Linked DNA regions of Homo sapiens: region 1 is linked to region 2. A link is an interaction called in ENCODE POLR2A ChIA-PET data of the cell type or tissue named here. Cell type or tissue: Panc1. All regions are shown on one strand. Links, peaks and the distances in the headings refer to the core of each region. The heading gives the core; the rest is flanking DNA.

Region 1 (10,777 bases), core at 2,262-7,261, 140 kb after region 2:
AACAGCCTCCAGGGGTTGGTGGGTTAATCAGTGTAGGCAGAATTTATGAAAAATGAGAAGCATATTTTGTAGGCTCAGTAACTGAGACTGCACTGGTTTTCTCCTAAGAAATCTAAGCAATGGGTTGGGAGTGGTTGGGGGAGAAATGGTAGCTGCTCTCAGGTGTAGAGCTGGAGAGGGTGGGATTCCCTGGTGGGGTAGAGGCACTCACTTTGCAGGTGTCTACACTGCCATCCTCAGCACCAGCACAAAACATGGAATCCCAGATCATACTACGGCTAGAGGGCTGTTCAAACAGGTAATTACACCTGGTGTTGTTTAAGATGGTGACCTGTGCTTCCCGGAGGTTGTAAGGAGGTGGCAGAGGTGCTGGAGATAGGACAGAAAAGGACAGCACCCTTCACCTCTCCTCTGCTATCTGGAGCAGGGAGAGGAGAAAGGGCATGTGTTATAGGGGTGGGGAGAAGGTCCCTGACACACCCACAACACCCAGCATTGCTCTTGACTCCCCAGCACCCAGTGCATCAAAAGCAATCAACAATATCACAGAATAACCCAATAGATGGGCCAGGCTGTTGCAGTGCTTCCTGAAACTCGGTTTCTCTATCTGTAGAATGGAGATGATAGCCCCTGCCTGAGTCCGCGGAGAAATTTCTCAACCAAAGCATGGCAGGAAGAAGGGCTACAGTAGATGAGAATGTTTATGATTAACACATGACAGCTGTGGGATCCAGGTCAAAACTTGCCATATTTGATGAAAGACATGAACCCACAGATTCAAGAAGCTGAGCAAATTCCACAGGATAAACACAAAGAGATTTACACTGAGACACATTATAATAAAACTAACAAAAGATAAAGGGAGAGTCTTATGAACATGGAGAGAGAAGTGATACATCAAGGACAAGGGATCCTCAGCAAGATTAACAGAAACAGTCAACCAAGAATTTTATATCAGGAAAAAAATGAAGAAGAAATTAAGACATTCTCAGATAACCAAAAGCTGAGAAGATTTGTCATTAGTTGACCTATCCTACAAGAAGTGGATAAAGGAATCCTTCCAGTTAAAATGAAAGAACACTAGAGAGTAACTCAAAGTCATACAAACAAAGAGCCCTGGTCAAGACAACTACATAGGTAAATATAAAAGTCAGTATTATTGTAGTTTTGGTGTGTAACTCCTCTTTTTCTTATGTAATTTAAATGACAAATACATAAAACAATAATTATAAATCTAGGTTAAAGGTTACACAATGAACAAAGATGTAAATTGTGACAATAACAACATAAAGTGGAGGAATGGAGCCATATAGGAACAGAGATTTTTTTTAATACTGTTGAAGCTAAGTTAGTATAAATTCAAAGTAGGTTATTATAAGGTTTAGATGTTAATTGTAATCCCTAGAGCAACCACTAACAAAGCAAAATAAACACGGAGAAGGAAATGAGAAGGGAATCAATATGGTACTCTAAAACAATCAGTTAAACAAAAATGAGGAAATAAGAAACAAAAGAAATAAAAAATATCAGCATGGAAAAAAGATATGATGAGATCTAAAAACCAAGTAACAAAATGGCAGAAGTCATTCTTTGCAGATCTGTAATCAATTACTCTTAATGTAAAGGGCTTGAATGCTCCAAATAAAAAGCAGAGACTGATAAAATCGCTTTTAAAAAAATCACTGGATCCAGATAGGTGCTCCTTATAAGAGAGTCACTTTAGATCCAGTGAAACACACAGGCTGAAAGTGAAAGGTTGGGAAAAATTTCCATAAAAATAGTAACCAAAAGAGAGCTGAGGTTACTATACTCTATCAGACAAAATAGAATTTAATACAAACTTGTTATAAGAGTCCAAGAACGTCCCTCTCCCTCTCCCTCTCCCTCTCCCTCTCCCCACGGTCTCCCTCTCATGCGGAGCCGAAGCTGGACTGTACTGCTGCCATCTCGGCTCACTGCAACCTCCCTGCCTGATTCTCCTGCCTCAGCCTGCCGAGTGCCTGCGATTGCAGGCATGCGCCGCCATGCCTGACTGGTTTTGGTGGAGACGGGGTTTCGCTGTGTTGGCCGGGCCGGTCTCCAGCCCCTAACCGCGAGTGATCCGCCAGCCTCGGCCTCCCGAGGTGCCGGGATTGCAGACGGAGTCTGGTTCACTCAGTGCTCAATGGTGCCCAGGCTGGAGTGCAGTGGCGTGATCTCGGCTCGCTACAACCTACACCTCCCAGCCGCCTGCCTTGGCCTCCCAAAGTGCCGAGATTGCAGCCTCTGCCCGGCCGCCATCCCGTCTGGGAAGTGAGGAGTGTCTCTGCCTGGCCGCCCATCGTCTGGGATGTGAGGAGCCCCTCTGCCTGGCTGCCCAGTCTGGAAAGTGAGGAGCGTCTCCGCCCGGCCGCCATCCCATCTAGGAAGTGAGGAGCGCCTCTTCCTGGCCGCCATCACATCTAGGAAGTGAGGAGCGTCTCTGCCCGGCCGCCCATCGTCTGAGATGTGGGGAGCGCCTCTGCCCCGCCGCCCCATCTGGGATGTGAGGAGCGCCTCTGCCCGGCCGCGACCCTGTCTGGGAGGTGAGGAGCGTCTCTGCCCGGCCACCCCGTCTGAGAAGTGAGGAGACCCTCTGCCTGGCAACCACTCCGTCTGAGAAGTGAGGAGCCTCTCCGCCCGGCAGCCACCCCATCTGGGAAGTGAGGAGCATCTCCGCCCGGCAGCCACCCCGTCCGGGAGGGAGGTGGGGGGGGTCAGCCCCACGCCCGGCCAGCCGCCCCGTCCGGGAGGGAGGTGGGGGGGTCAGCCCCCCGCCCGGCCAGCCGCCCCGTCCGGGAGGTGAGGGGCGCCTCTGCCCGGCCGCCCCTACTGGGAAGTGAGGAGCCCCTCTGCCCGGCCACCACCCCGTCTGGGAGGTGTGCCCAACAGCTCATTGAGAACAGGCCATGATGACAATGGCGGTTTTGTGGAATAGAAAGCGGGGAAAGGTGGGGAAAAGATTGAGAAATCGGATGGTTGCCGTGTCTGTGTAGAAAGAGGTAGACATGGGAGACTTTTCATTTTGTTCTGCACTAAGAAAAATTCTTCTGCCTTGGGATCCTGTTGATCTGTGACCTTACCCCCAACCCTGTGCTCTCTGAAACATGTGCTGTGTCCACTCAGGGTTAAATGGATTAAGGGCGGTGCAAGATGTGCTTTGTTAAACAGATGCTTGAAGGCAGCATGCTCGTTAAGAGTCATTACCAATCCCTAATCTCAAGTAATCAGGGACACAAACACTGCGGAAGGCCGCAGGGTCCTCTGCCTAGGAAAACCAGAGACCTTTGTTCACTTGTTTATCTGCTGACCTTCCCTCCACTATTGTCCCATGACCCTGCCAAATCCCCCTCTGTGAGAAACACCCAAGAATTATCAATAAAAAAAAAATTAAAAAAAAAAATAAGAGTCCAAGAACAACATTACATATTGATAAAACAATCAAATCATCAAGAAAATATACCAATCATAAATATCTTCATACCTAACAACAGATCGCCAAAACATATAAAGCAAAATTGACAGAATTGGTGGGAGAAATAGACAGTTCTACAACAATAGTTGGAGATGTTAATAGCTCACTATTAATAATTGATAAAACGGCTGGGCACCGTGGCTCACACCTGTAATCCCCGAACTTTGGGAGGCCGAGGTGGGTAGTTCACCTGAGGTCAGGAGTTCGAGACCAGCCTAGCCAACATAGTGAAACCCCTTATTGATACATCCCACAAAATGAACCTTGGAGACACTATGTTATATGAAAGAATCTAGACCCCTAAAAATCATATGTTGTATGTTCCATGTGTATGGAATAGAAAAAAAGCTCATAGAAAAAGGATATAAAGAAAGAAAATATTTTCATATAGCTATACAATGTGTTTGTGTCTTAAGGTAGCTGCTATTACAAAACAGTAAAAAAGTTAAAATAGCTATAATTTTTATAAAGTAAAAAGTTTACAGTAAGCTAAGTTCCACTTGCTATTAAAGAAAGAAAAGGTTTTTGGGTAAATTTAGTGTAGCCTCAGTATACAGTGTTTATAAAGTCTACAGTAGTGTACAGTCATGTCCTAGACCTTCACATTCACTCACCATTCGTTCACTTACCAACAGCCACTTCTAGTCCAGCCAGCTCCACTAATGGTAAGTGCCTAGGGCACAGGTATACTGTTTTTTATCTTTTTTTTTTTTTTTTTTTTTGAGATGGAGTCTTGCTCTGTCACCCAGGCTGGAATGCAGTGGTGCCATCTCGGCTCGCTGAAACCTCTGCCCCTCACGGGTTCAAGCGATTCTCCTGCCTCAGCCTCCCAAGGAGCTGAGATTACAGGCACCCGCCCCCACACCCAGCTAATTTTTGTATTTTTAGTAGAGACGGGGTTTCACCATATTGGTCAGGCTGGTCTCGAACTCCTGACCTCAGGTGATTCACCTGCCTCGGCCTCCCAAAGTGCTGGGATTATAGGCTCATGCGCCTGGCCTGGTTTTTATCTTTTATGCCATATCTTTACTGTGCCTCTTCTCTGTTTAGATATGTTTAAGTACATAAGTACTTACCAGTGTGTTACAACTGCTCTGGTATTTAGTGCAGTAACAAGCTGCACAGGTTTGTGGCCCAGGAGCAATGGGCTAGACCACACAGTCTGGGTGTGTAGCAGGCTCTGCCATCTGGGTTTGTGTAACTACACTCCATGATGTTGACACAATGATGAAAGTGCCTCATGATGCATATCTCAGAACATATCCCGGTCATTAAGTGACACATGACTGTAGGCTACAAATCACTGAATTGTGTCCTTCAACACTGAACACTTGAAAATTTTATGGTTTGTGAGTTGCCTCAATTTTTAAAAATCATTGCCTGAGGCTTCTGTCACCAGGTCCTCCCGAACTCCCCCTCACTCCTTCAGGCCCAGGCCAAGCTGGCCTCCCTCTCACACTGTCCTGCTGGCCCCCACAGTCCCTGGAAGGGGGAAGAACTGGGTGTTTGGTCCCTGCCCTGACAGGTGGCAGTGAGAGCAGAAAAGCAAGTGAGGAGAGAATGAGAGCAGGAGGGGCGCAGGTTGCAGCCCCAGACCAAGGAGGGGGCTGCTGTGCTTGTGTAGCGGGAACAGGGGTAGAGGGTAATGCTCACCCCGCACCCCCATCACCCCACCCGGTCTATCCCCAGCCTCACTGCCACTGGGGCTGATTAACCCCCAGCCGGTCACCCAGCAGTCCGGCCGGTGCACGAAGTTGAAGGTGGAAGACTCGATGCAAATGGGCTGGATGTACGCATTGTAGGTGACAGAAGAGGCCAGTCTCAGCAGGGCAATGTCATTGCGTAAAACCCCAAGTGCGTCAGGGTTCACAATGATGTCCTGCACTTTGTAACGACTGCTGTAGGCCCGCAGGTTCCAAGGAGTTGGCCTGGAAGTCAGCTCGCCCAGCTGGACCGTCCACTCGGAGGGATAGTAGTGCCTAGCAGAAAAGGAGAGAGGGCGGGGAGCCTTGGAATAGGGGGCTGGCCGCCTGAGCACGCTGGAGGCCCAGTCCCTGAGGCCAAGCTGCTGGGTGGCTACTGTTTGCTCATCCTGGAGGCCATTAGCAAGTCTGAGGCCCCGGCCGCCCCCCAGACTCACTTTTGGAAGCAGTGCGCAGCCGAGAGCACCCAGCGGCGGCTGAGCAGGCTCCCTCCACATCGGTGGCGTCTCCTCAGGCGCAGGCTGGCCTGCCATGGCCAGCGCCCGCGCGCGGACTCCACTCCGCCCGCCACCAGCGCGTGAATTTCCCGGTGGCCGCAGGCCTCTGGGATGGACAGACGGACGCGGCTGAGCTGCCGGGTGGGGTGGGGTGGGCAGGCCCGCCCTGCCCGGCTTTGCCCCGGGGTGCGCGCAGCGGGGGGCTCCCCGGGGAACCGCGCGCCAAGAAGGTGACGCTAGGGACCCTCCCACGTGGTGGGCAGTGGACGGTCCCACCCCTAGGACCCATTAGTTACTTGAGAGCATCACGTTCTCGGGACCTGGAACAGAGAGCAGTAGATGGGCCCCCGTGCACCCCGGCCCAGCCGCCCTGGCTGGCATCGCGCGTCCTGGGCGCCCTACCTGACAACAGCTCCTCCTCCTGCGACTCTGCAGGACACAAGAAGTGACCCTCGCGGCCTCCACCTCCCGGCCTCCTCGCTGCCCCCGGTCCCGCCTGTAGCGCCCCGAGCTCACCCGGCTTCCCGAGTCCAGCCCGAGCCAGCAGCAGCGCCAGCAGCAGCGCCCCGCGCGCGCCCATGGCCTCCTCTCCCGCGGCCTGGCGCGCCCTCTGCCTCCTCTCGCGCCGGACCGGGGTCGCCCCCTGGGGGCAGGGCGGGTTGGGAGCTCCAGCTTAATCCTCCCAAACCAGGCCCAAGGGCTGTTTGGGGCCTCTCAGGCCTGGTAGCGCCCTGGCTTTCAGCTCCTAAGGGCGGGTCTTCAACCACATTCCTTGATGTGGCCCAGACCCGGTGGACCCCACAGTCCTTTTCTTGTCTGCAGCCCGGGGGTCCTGGCTGCCCGCTTGGTGCCCCCTGCCCTCCACCCACCACCTCCTCCAGCACCAGGGGCCTGGCCCTGAGCCAGGAGTCCCCTTAAAGCAGGTAGGCAAGGCCTTCCTGAGGGCCCGGTGGGGCCTGGAAGATCGCGCCACTGCACTCCAGCCTGGGCGACAGAGCAAGACTCCTTCTCAAAAAAAAAAAAAAAAAAAAAATTAGCTGAGGATGGTGGCACACACCTGAAGTCCCAGCTACTTGGGAGGCTGAGGCAGGAGACTCACTCGAGACTGGGAGATAGAGGCTGCAATGAGCTGCGATAATGCCAGTGCACTCTAGTCTAGGCGACAGATCAAGATATTGGAAAAAAAAAAGAAAGAAAGAAAAGAAAAAGAAAGAAGAAGAAAGAAAGAAAGAGAAAAAGAAAGAAAGACAAGACCTTAACACAGTAAAGTCCACAGCTAAAATCATACTCGATGAAAAAGTGAAAGCTTTTCCTCTAAGATCAGGAACAAGGCAAGGATGCCCAGTTTTACCAATGCCATGCAACATTGTACTGAAACTTCTAGCCAGAATAATTAGACAAAAAAAAAAAGACGTGAGAATCAGAAAGGAAGAAGTAAAATACTTCCATTTGCAGATGACATCTTGTTTGTAGAAGTCTCTAAAGATTTCACACAAGGCCGGGCGTGGTGGCTCACGCCTGTAATCCCAACACTTTGGGAGGCTGAGGTGGGCAGATCACGAGGTCAGGAGATCGAGACCATCCTAGCTAACACGGTGAAACCCCGTCTCTACTAAAAATACAAAAAATTAGCCAGGCGTGGTGGCGGGCACCTGTAGTCCCAGCTACTCGGGAGGCTGAGGCTGAGGCAGGAGAATGGCGTGAACCCAGGAGGCGGAGCTTGCAGTGAGCCGAGATCGCGCCACTGCACTCTAGCCTGGGCGACAGAGCGAGACTCATCTCAAAAAAAAAAAAAAAAAAAAAAGATTTCACACAAAAAAACTGTTAGAACTAATAAATTCAGCAGTTGCAGGATACAAAATTAACACTCAGAAATCAGCTGTGTTTCTATATACTAGCAATGAACAATCCAAAAATGAAATTAAGAAAACCGTCCCAGCCGGGTGTGGTGGCTCACGCCTGTAATCCCAGCACTTTGGGAGGTCGAGGCGGGTGGATCACGAGGTCAGGAGTGTGAGACCAGCCTGGCCAAGATGGTGACACCCTGTCTCTACTGAAAATACAAAAATTAGTCGGGCATGGTGGCGCGTGCCTGTAACCCCAGCTACTCAGGAGGCTGAGGCAGAGAACTGCTTGAACCCGGGAGGCGGAGGTTGTAGTGAGCTGAGATCACGCCACTGCACTCCAACCTGGGCAAAAGAGCGAGACTCCGTCTCAAATTTAAAAAAAAAAAAAATTAAAGAAGACCTAAGTAAACGAAAAGACATTCCATGTTCATGAATTAAAAGACAATCTTAAAACCGCCTTTGCAAACATATCAATGAGAAAAACCTAACGTGGCTGACTCCATCTTGCTTCTAGCCTCACAGGCTGGCTGTCCTTCGCTCATTCCTGGGTGTAGACCAAGCTAACCATGGGAGGAATTTAGTTTATAGTTTAACTTTGAAGTAAGGATGATAATCATCCCTCCCTAAAACTGATCTCCTCCTTGTTCTGGAAATGAAACTGTATTCGTAAAACAAATGAAAGGCTGCCGAGACTAAGTCGCATGCTGACACAGCTCTTGGTGTGCTACGGTACTTGGAGAGAATCTACTGGTCTTGATTCACTGGTGGGGGCAGTTGTTGCTTCCTTTAGTGCCCAGATCAGAAACATACATACCCTGCCTGGGGTTTTGGAAAGTGGGTTAGCAGCCCTCTTTCCTCATACCCATCAAGCAGTTGGTACCTACCACAGTGTATTGTAAACTTTTTTCTCTTCTCTTCTAGGGCTGCTGCAAGGTTCTGGGAAAGGGAAAGCTCCCAAAGCATCGTGTCACCATGAAAGCCAAATTCTTCAGCAAAAGAGCTGAGGAGAAGATTAACGGTGTCTGGGAGGCAGGGGGTTGCGGAGGCCTGTGTCCTGGTGGCTGGAAGCCACATGGAGGGAGGTTCATTAAATGCTAACAACAACAACAAAAAAACCTAATGAAAAGCCATGAGATTAGGATGACGGGAGGGCCTGAGTTCTGCTATGAGGTAGGCATATTTTCAATAATGCCTTTTACTGCTCAGGAGTGGCGTGGCAAAAGGTAACAGGAGTTGTGACTTCCGCAATTGCTTCTATAGATAACATCACTCTTGCAGAATCTAGGATTGGTTTTTTGAGATGTTTTTCAGACTGACCCCACCCAGACTCATGACTCATGGCTCAGCTGATGCTGCCAACCCCCCCAAAGGTGGACTCAGCACACAGGACAAGTTTTTACACTCCTATGATGGCATCTCCAACCAAAGAGCAGCACCGATTCCCTGGCCCCCAGCCCATCAAACTATCGTTGAAAAACCCTAACCTCCAAGCCTTTGGGGAGGCTGACTTGAGTAATAACTCCATCTCCCATGTGGCTAGCCTAGGGTCAATTAAACTCTTTCTTTACTGCAACATCATCTTTTCAGTGAACTGGTTTCGTCTGTGCAGCAGTCAGGAACAAACTGTTGGGCAATTACAATGTTGTTAAAACGTCCATAGTACCCAAAGCAATTTGTGGATTCAATGCAATATCTATCAAAACCCCAATGGCATTTTTCAGACAGAAAAAAATCCTAAAATTTATATGGAATGTCAAAGGACCCAAAATAACCAAAACCATTATAAGAAAAAGGAACAAAACTGGAGGCTTCAAACTTCCCAATTTCAAAAACTATTACCAAGCCACAGGAATCAAAACAATATGGTATTAGCATAAAGACAGACATACAAGTTAACAAAACAGAACAGAGAGCCCAGAAATAAACCCTCATATATATATATACGTATATATATATGTATATATGTATATATATGTATATATATGTGTATATATATGTATATATATGTGTATATATGTATATATGTATATATGTATATATGTATATATGTATATATGTATATATGTATATATGTATATATATATATATATATATATGGTCAACTGATCTACACAATGGGGAAAGGATAATCTCTTCAAAGTGGTGTTGGGAAAACTGGTTATTCACATGCAAAAGAACTGTAATCACCTAATGGGTCCTTCTTGCCAGCTGCACAGTTAATCAATTAACTGAGACCTTGGCATTGCAGTAGGTAAAGAGTTTAACTGACGTGAGGCTGGCCCATACAGGAGAATGAGTTATCACTCAAATCAATCTCTCTGAAGGCTCAGAGGTTAGGGTTTTTATGGACAATTTGGTGGGCAGTGGGCTAGGGAATGGGTGCTGCTGATTCGTTGGGGATGCAATCATAGGGGTCCTTGGGTGCTGATCCACCTTTGGGTAGGGCCACAGGATTAGCTGAGCCGTGAGTCATGAGTCATGAGTCTGGGCGAGGTCAGTCCAAACAAAATCTCAAAAAAACAATCCTAGGTTGTACAATAGTGGTGTTATCTATAGAAGCAATTAGGGAAGTCACAAATCTTGTAAGCTCTGGCCACATGACCCCCGAGCAGTAAGGCATTACTGAAACTATGCCTACCTCTGAGCAGAGTTCAGGCCCCTCCCATCATCCTAGTCTTTTGGCTTTTTATTAGTCTTACAAAGGCGGTTTTTGGTCCCTGAGCAAAGAGGGAGTTAATTTTAGTGGGGACTATTATCATCTTTGCTTTTAAGTTAAACTATAAAGTAAATTCCTCCCGAAGTTAGTTTGGCCTATGCCTAGGAATGACCAAGGACAGCTTGAAGGTCAGAAGAAGACAGAGTTGGCCAGGCGTGGTGGCTCAAGTCTGTAATCCCAGCACTTTGGGATGCCAAGGCGGGTGAACCACCTGAGGTCAGGAGTTTGAGACCAGCCTGACCAACACGGTGAAACCCCGTCTCTACTAAAAAATACAAAAATTAGCTGGGCACGGTGGCAGGTGCCTGTCATCCCAGCTACTCGGGAGGCTGAGGCAGGAGAATCGCTTGAACCTGGGAGGCGGAGGTTGCAGTGAGCCGAAATTGCACTATTGCACTCTAGCCTGGAGACAGAGCAAGACTCTGTCTCAAAAAAAAAAAAAAGGAAGACAGAGTCAGCTATGCTATATTTCTCCATCGTAATTTTGCAACAGTGGTTTCAGAATAAAGATAGGCCCTTAT
Region 2 (7,013 bases), core at 1,014-6,013:
TTCTCTCTCCGTCCGCTGGGCTGGAGTGTAGATGCATGATCACAGCTCACTGCAGCCTCAACCTCCCAGGCTCAGGTGACACTTCCATCTCAGCCTCCGAAGTAGCTGGGCATGTACCACCACACACAGCTAATTTTTAAATTTTTTTGTAGAGACGGGATCTCACTATGTTGCCCAGGCTGGAGTGCAATGTCGTGATCTTGGCTCACTGCAACCTCCACCTCCCGGGTTCAAGTGATTCTCCTGCCTCAGCCTTCCAAGTAGCTGGGATTACGGGTGCTCGCCACCACGCCTGGCTAATTTTTTGTATTTTGAGTAGAGACAGAGTTTCACTATGTTGGCCAGGCTGGTCTCGAACGCCTGACCTCAGGTCATCCGCCCACCTCGGCCTCCCAAAGTACTGGGATTACAGGCGTGAACCCCCGCGCCTGGCCTGCTTGTGGGGGTTTTCACGGATGCTCTTGATCAGGCTGAAGAAACTCCTTTTATTCCTAGTTTGTTGAATGTTTTTATCATGAAAGCGTGTTGGAGGTTGTCAAATGTTTTGTGTCTATTCAGTGATCACACGGTTTTTGTCCTTTTCTCTACTGATCTGGTATGCAGGCATCCCCATCACACACTAGGCTTGGTGACTGCACTTGAGGGACTCACAGGACTTAGCCTACCATCATACTAGTGGCTGGGATTTACTACGGTGAAAAGATGCGACGCAGAATTAGTAACAGGAAGATGCATTTGGGGTGAGGGCCGGAGGAAACCAGGTACAAGCCCCCAGAGTCCCCTCCCCTGGGGTCCCCTCCCGCAGAATGTGCTGAATCCTCCAGCCTCGAGCTGTGACATGTGCAAAGTGTTCTCTACCAGGGAAGCCTGCCTGAGCCCAGGAGTCCAGGGTTTTCACTGGGGGTTGCTCATGTAGGTACGTTGTGCCTGCGTGACTGAATATGGTCACCGAAATGCCAGGCTCAGAAGAAAAGCAAGTGTTCAGCAAATATCACATGATTTGTATAGAAAAGAGTGAGCAGTTGTTATTTGGGGATAGTATTGTATCCACATAGGAGCTCTTTACCAGTCAAGTTCCCAGATGCCAGCTGGGCGTGGTGGCTCATGCCTGTAATCCCAGCACTTTAGGAGTCCGAGGCGGGTGGATCACTTGAGGTCGGGAGTTCGTGACCAGCCTAGCCAACATAGCGAAACCCCGTCTCCACTAAAAATACAAAAATTAGCTGAGCGTGGTGGTGCGCACTTCTAATCCCAGCTACCTGGGATCACTCACAGTGATCTTGCAGTGAGCCAAGATCACACCACTGCACTCCAGCCTGGGCGACAGAGTGAGACTCCGTCTCAAAAAAAAAAAAAAAAAAAAAAAAGTTCCCAGATGCCAGCCAAGGGTGAACCTTGCACACAGGCTGTTCTTAGGGCAGCAGTCTCAGGCCTGCTGTGTTACATTAATTGGTTTTGCATGTTGATGCATTCCTGGGATAAATCTTACTTGGTCATGGTATATAATCCTTTTTTATGTTGCTGGATTCTGTTTGCTGGTATTCTACGTTCCTAAGAAATACTGGTCTGTAGTTTTCTCTTTGTGATTCCTTTGCTTGGTTTTGATATCAGGGTGATACTGGTCTTAGAGAATGAGCTGGGGCCAAGCATTGCGGCTCATGCTTGTAATGCCAGCACTTTGGGAGGCCAAGGCAGGTGGACTGATTGAGCCCAGGAGTTGGAGACCAGCCTGGACAACATGGGAAAACCCCGTTTCTACTAAAAATAGAAAAATTAGCCAGGCGTGGTGGTGCGTGCATGTAGTCCCAGCTACTCAGGAGGGTGAGGTTCAAGTGAGCTGAGATGGCACCACTGCACTCCAGCCTGGGTGTCAGAATGAGACTCTGCCAGAATGAGGTCCATAGTAAGGTCTCATCTTTATTCCTGATTTTAGTATTTTCAGTATTCTTGCTTTTCAATTTTTTTGATCTGTAGATAGAGCTAAATATTTGTCAATTTTATTGATCCTTATACAGAACCAACTTTTGGTTTCATTTATTATTTATTTCCTTCCTTCTGCTTCAGTTTTTTTTTTTTTTTTTTTTTTTTTTTTGAGATGAGTCTTGCTCTGTCGCCCAGGCTGGAGTGCAGTGGCGCAATCTCGACTCACTGCAACCTCCACCTCCTGGGTTCAAGCAATTCTCCTGCTACAGGCTCCCACCACCACGCCTGGCTAATTTTTCTATCTTTAGTAGAGATGGGGTTTCACCATGTTGGTCAGGCTGGTCTTGAACCCGTGGTCTCGTGATCTACCTCCCTCGGTCTCCCAGTGTGCTGGGATTACAGGTGTGAGCCACCACGCCCAGACTTTTAGTTCTTTTTTTTTTAGTTTTTCTATTTTTTGTGGAGATGAGGTCTTGCCCATGCTAGTATGGAACTCCTGGGCTCAAGCGATCCTCCCACCCTAGCCACCCAAAATGCTAGGATTACAGGTGTGAGCCACCATGCTTGGCCCTGTTTATTCATTTAGAGATGGGATCTTGCTCTGTCTCCCAGGCTGGAGTGCAGTGGTACAATCATGCTTCACTGCAGCCTCAATCTCCCAGGTTCAAGCGATACTACCAGCACATGCTACCATGACTGGCTGAGTTTTTGGCAGAGACGAGGTCTCACCATGTTGCCCAGGCTTCTTCCTTTTTAATAGAAGTGTTTTTAGCTATAGATTTCCCTCTAAGCACGGCTTTCAGTGCATCCCATAAGTTTTATTTCAAAGTATTTTATAATTATCTTCTTTGGCTCATTGTTTTGTTTGTTTTAAATTACACACAGGGTCATGCTCTGTTGCCCCAACTGGTTTCAAACTCCTGGGCTCAAGTGATCCTCCTGCCTCTGCCTCCCAGAGTGTTGAGATTACAGGCGTGAGCCACCATGCCCAGTCTGACTCACTGGTTTCTTATAAGTGTGTTCTTTAATTTCTACGTATTTCTGAGTTTCCCAAATTTCTCTGTTTTTGATTTGGTTTTTGTTTGTCACCTAGGCTGGAGTGCAGTGGCACAATCTTGGCTCACTGCAACCTCTGCCTCCCGAATAGCTTGGATTACATGCATGTACCACCATGCCTGACTAATTTTTGTATTTTTAGTAGAGATGGGGTTTCACCATGTTGGCCAGGCTGGTCTCGAACTCCTGACCTCAAATGATCTGCCTGCCTTGGCCTCCCAAAGTGCTGGAATTACAAATGATCTGCCTGCCTTGGCCTCCCAAAGTGCTGGAATTACAGGTATGAGCCACTGTATCCAGCCGTGAAAGGACTGAAATGATACAAAGTATGTTCTTTGACCATAGTGGGATGTAATTACAAACCAATAACAAGGCTGGGCACAGTGGCTCTTGCCTGTAATCCCAGCACTCGGGAGACCCGAGACAGGAGGATCATTTGAGGTCAGAAGTTTGAGACTCAGCCTGGCCACCATGATAAAACCCTATCTCTACTGCAAATACAAAAATCAGCTCGGTGTGGTGGTACATGCCTGTAATCCCAGCTACTCAGGGGGCTGAGACAGGAGAATTGCTTGAACCCGGAAGGTAGAGTTTGCAGTGAGCTGAGATCATGCCGCTGTACTCCAGCCTGGGCCACACACAGACTCCATCTCAAAAAATAAAATAATGGACTCTTGCTTTATGGCCTGGCTGTGGTTGAGAAGAACCTGAATTCTGCTGCTGGCAGCTTCCCTCTTGTTCTCTCTCTGTCCCATGGCTGTCATGTGAAGGATGCTCAAGTGGGCCCAAGGAGGGGTCCCTATGGTGAGGAGCAGGGCCTCCAGCCTCACTTGGGCCTTCAGATGACTGCCACCCTGGCTGACAAATTCTCTTCAACCTCAGGAGTCAGAACCACCCAGCCCAACCACTCCCATAATGTTGACCCACAAAAGCTGAGACAGCAAATATTTGTTGTTTTAAGCCCACTACGTTTTGTTGTAATTGGTCATGCACCATTAGATAACAAATACAATTACCCATAAATCTGCTGGCTTTCAGGAGAACACGTCTTGAAGCACAGCTGAACTTGAATCTTTTCTGTGGAAAAATAATTGAAAATATGAATTAATAATTCTTCTCTTGTTGAAGCTGACAGAACCAAGGACACACACCTTGTTAACGACGCCCTCAAGGCTGTGAGGAGAAAGACAACCGGGTGAAGCAACGCTGGGAATTCAACGCATCAATTACCTTCCCAGGTAACAGCAGCTACTTGAGCTCCTAAGAGTTGACCTTCAGCTGCTGTCATGGAAAATAGTGGGGGTCAACTAGACATCAAAGATGAAAGGCCAGGCCTCCAGCACAACTTTCTCTGTAAGCTCGATAGTGGCTTTCTCAAAGAAATCCTTTTCTCAAAAAAATTTCTTGTAAAGACAGGGTCTTGTTCTGTCACCCAGGCTGGACTGCAGTGCATGGCTCACTGCAGCCTCAACCTCCCGGGCTAGAGTGATCCTCCCCTTTTCTGAGGAGCTCAGACCACAAGCGTGCACCACTGTGCCCAGCTGATTTATAAACTTTTTTTTTAGAGACAGGGTTTCACCATGTTGGCCAGGCTGTTTTCTTTCAAGGTTTCACCATGTTGGCCAGGCTGTTTTCTTTTCTTCTCTTTTTTTGAGATGGAGTTTCACTCTTGTTGCCCAGGCTGGAGGGCAGTGGCGCGATCTTGGCTCACTGCAACCTCCGCCTCCCAGGTTCAAGTGATTCTCCTGCCTCCCAAGCAGCTGGGATTACAGCGTAGCTGGGATTACAGGCATGCGTCACCATGTCCAGCTAATTTTGTATTTTTAGTAGAGACGGGGTTTCTCCATGTTGATCAGGATGGTCTCGAACTCCTGACCTCAGGTGATCCGCCTGCCTCAGCCTCCCAAAGTGCTGGGATTACAGGCGTGAGCCACTGTGCCTGGCCAACTTGGATTTGTTACTGTTATACAGGACATGGCCCTTAATATTCACATGAATGACAGTGAGACACACAATGCTTTCTAAAGATTGGTTTTGGCCGGGTGTGGTGGTGCACACCTGTAATCCCAGTTACTCGGGAGGCTGAGGCAGGAGAATCACTTGAACCCAGGAGGCAGAGGTTGCAGTGAGCCAAGATGGCTCCATTGCACTCCAGCCTGGGCAACAAGAGCAAAACTCTGACTCAAGAAAAAAAAAAGGTTGGGCACAGTGACTCACGCCTGTAATCCTAGCACTTTGGGAGGCCAAGACAGGCGGATCACGAGGTCAGAAGATCAAGACCATCCTGGCTAACATGGTGAAACCCCGTCTCTACTAAAAATACAAAAAATTAGCTGGGCTTGGTGGCAGGCACCTGTAGTCCCAGCTACTCGGGAGGCTGAGGCAGGAGAATGGTGTGAACCCGGGAGGCGGAGCTTGCAGTGAGCCGAGATCGCGCCAGTGCACTCCAGCCTGGGCAACAGAGCAAGACTCAGTCTCAAAAAAAAAAAAAAAAAAAAAAACAAAGACTGGTTTCACATTCTGTTTATATGAATAATTTGTGTGTGCACAAAAGCAGTCTGCTCAGTGGGTGCCTGGCCTGGGGCATCAGTTCTGAGCTGGAAGAGATGAGGATGCCCACAGCCCTGCCTCTGCCCCACAGCCTGCCTGTACCTGGGTCCTCCTGCTGGGCCGTGGTGGGGAGCCGCTCCCGTTGCCTCAAGGCCTCCAGGCCTGCCAGGTCAGGCTGATGGCAGTGGCTGCGCATGACCATGATGCGGTGGCCCTGGGTTATGGCGCGGCTGCGGCAGCCCAGCCGAGCCTGGTCCCGGCACATCCAGTACACCTTCTCCCCAGCCGCCTTCTCCTTCCTGTAGAGGAAGGACTCGTGCACCAGGAACCTGCCCCCCAGGGAAGTCCTCAGGAACTCCAGGGGCCGGAGAGGATCTGAAAGGGAAAGTGACACTGTGAGTGGGGCCACAGGGGCCTGGGTGGCAGGGCTGGGGGTCTGATTTGTATCCCCCAGCCAGGCCCCACCAGGAATCTGCGATCCCCTAGCACGCTGCACGGTGGTCCCTGCCCTCCTCCCCTCTGGGCCCTGCAGCCCAGACTCCCACGCTGGCTGGCCCTTTCCAAGGGCTCTGGGGATGACTGGGCACGTGGCCTGGCAAGCACTGGACCCTGAATGCTCCTGAAGGACTCTCCCAACCCCTCAGACCTCATGCTTGCAGGTGCATCCCCCAGGGCAGGGGCTGAGCCTTTCTGGGCTGGGCACCAGGGCCTCCTGGCTCCCTGTCCACCTACCCCTCAGCCAGCTGGCAGCTGACTTTTAACAAGCTGAACTAAAAGGTCACATGATGTTGGGGTGGCCAGAGAGAACCCCGTGAGACTAGAAGCAGTGTGGGTGGCGTGGGGGTAGACCAAGAGTGTCCAGGATCCACCGTACGGCCCGTCAGCAGATGCCAAGCACTCTCTGTGGCTGCCAATGCCACCCCTGGCCACCATCCTCTTCCTCTAGAGAGCTGAGTGGGTTTCTACCTCCGACAGCCAGTCCCCACTACCCAGAGGACCAGCTGCAGGAGCTCGGAGCCCGCAGATGGAGCCTCCTGCCCCTGGGGAGTTTATGGCCCCGGCTGTCAGACCACCATGCACAACACACAACACCCCACGGGCAGCCTCCAGCCAGCGTGTGGGGCACAGGTCCTGGGAGACCAGGCAGACCCAGCCCAGCACCCTCCACACGCACCTGGGCTGTCCCACTGCGCCAGGTTGGGGAAGTGCTCCCGCTGCCGCAGGGCCTCCAGGCCGCCCAGGTCCGGTGGGTGGCAGTGCCTGCGCATGACCATGACCCGCCGGCCCTGGGTGATGGCGCGGCTGCGGCAGCCCATGCGGGCCTGGTCCCGGCAGGTCCAATACACCTTCTCCCCGGCCGCCTTCTCCCGCCGGTAGAGGAAGGACTCGTACACCAGGAAGCTGCCCCCCAGGGGCGTCTTCAGGAACTCGGGGCCTCCTGTTGAGAAATGGGAGGGGAGGAGCAGCGGACACCAGCTCTCAGA

The links. Peaks named below come from ENCODE experiments on the same cell type or tissue, not always from the same donor. Only the 100,000 strongest peaks of a DNase experiment are listed, where the experiment ranks them.
Region 1: POLR2A ChIA-PET joins it to region 2 with 5 read pairs; 5 of 35 experiments call an interaction of 5 or more read pairs at or near these places.

What each region holds. Positions count from the first base shown.
Region 1 is chr16:2,793,981-2,804,757 of GRCh38, reverse strand. PRSS41 (serine protease 41) reads right to left here and starts at 6,288. Exons shown (of 6, transcript NM_001395501.1): 1 at 6,210-6,288; 2 at 6,096-6,122; 3 at 5,634-5,799; 4 at 5,189-5,472; 5 at 212-369. The coding sequence starts at 6,273. It overlaps SNORA3C (small nucleolar RNA, H/ACA box 3C), which reads left to right and starts at 8,226; the gene lies at 8,226-8,350. RefSeq lists an enhancer at 1,535-2,497. In Panc1, for the core only: no CTCF peak of the experiment used is centred there; a DNase peak (open chromatin) is centred at 4,707.
Region 2 is chr16:2,937,075-2,944,087 of GRCh38, reverse strand. FLYWCH1 (FLYWCH-type zinc finger 1) reads right to left here. Exons shown (of 10, transcript NM_001308068.2): 7 at 6,704-6,967; 8 at 5,632-5,904; 9 at 3,996-4,056. It overlaps FLYWCH1-AS1 (FLYWCH1 antisense RNA 1), which reads left to right. Exons shown (of 4, transcript XR_007064947.1): 3 at 604-761; 4 at 4,108-5,625. Among named protein-coding and RNA genes, the nearest start is that of FLYWCH1-AS1, 16 kb to the left of the region's middle. RefSeq lists an enhancer at 5,284-5,897. In Panc1, for the core only: no CTCF peak of the experiment used is centred there; no DNase peak of the experiment used is centred there.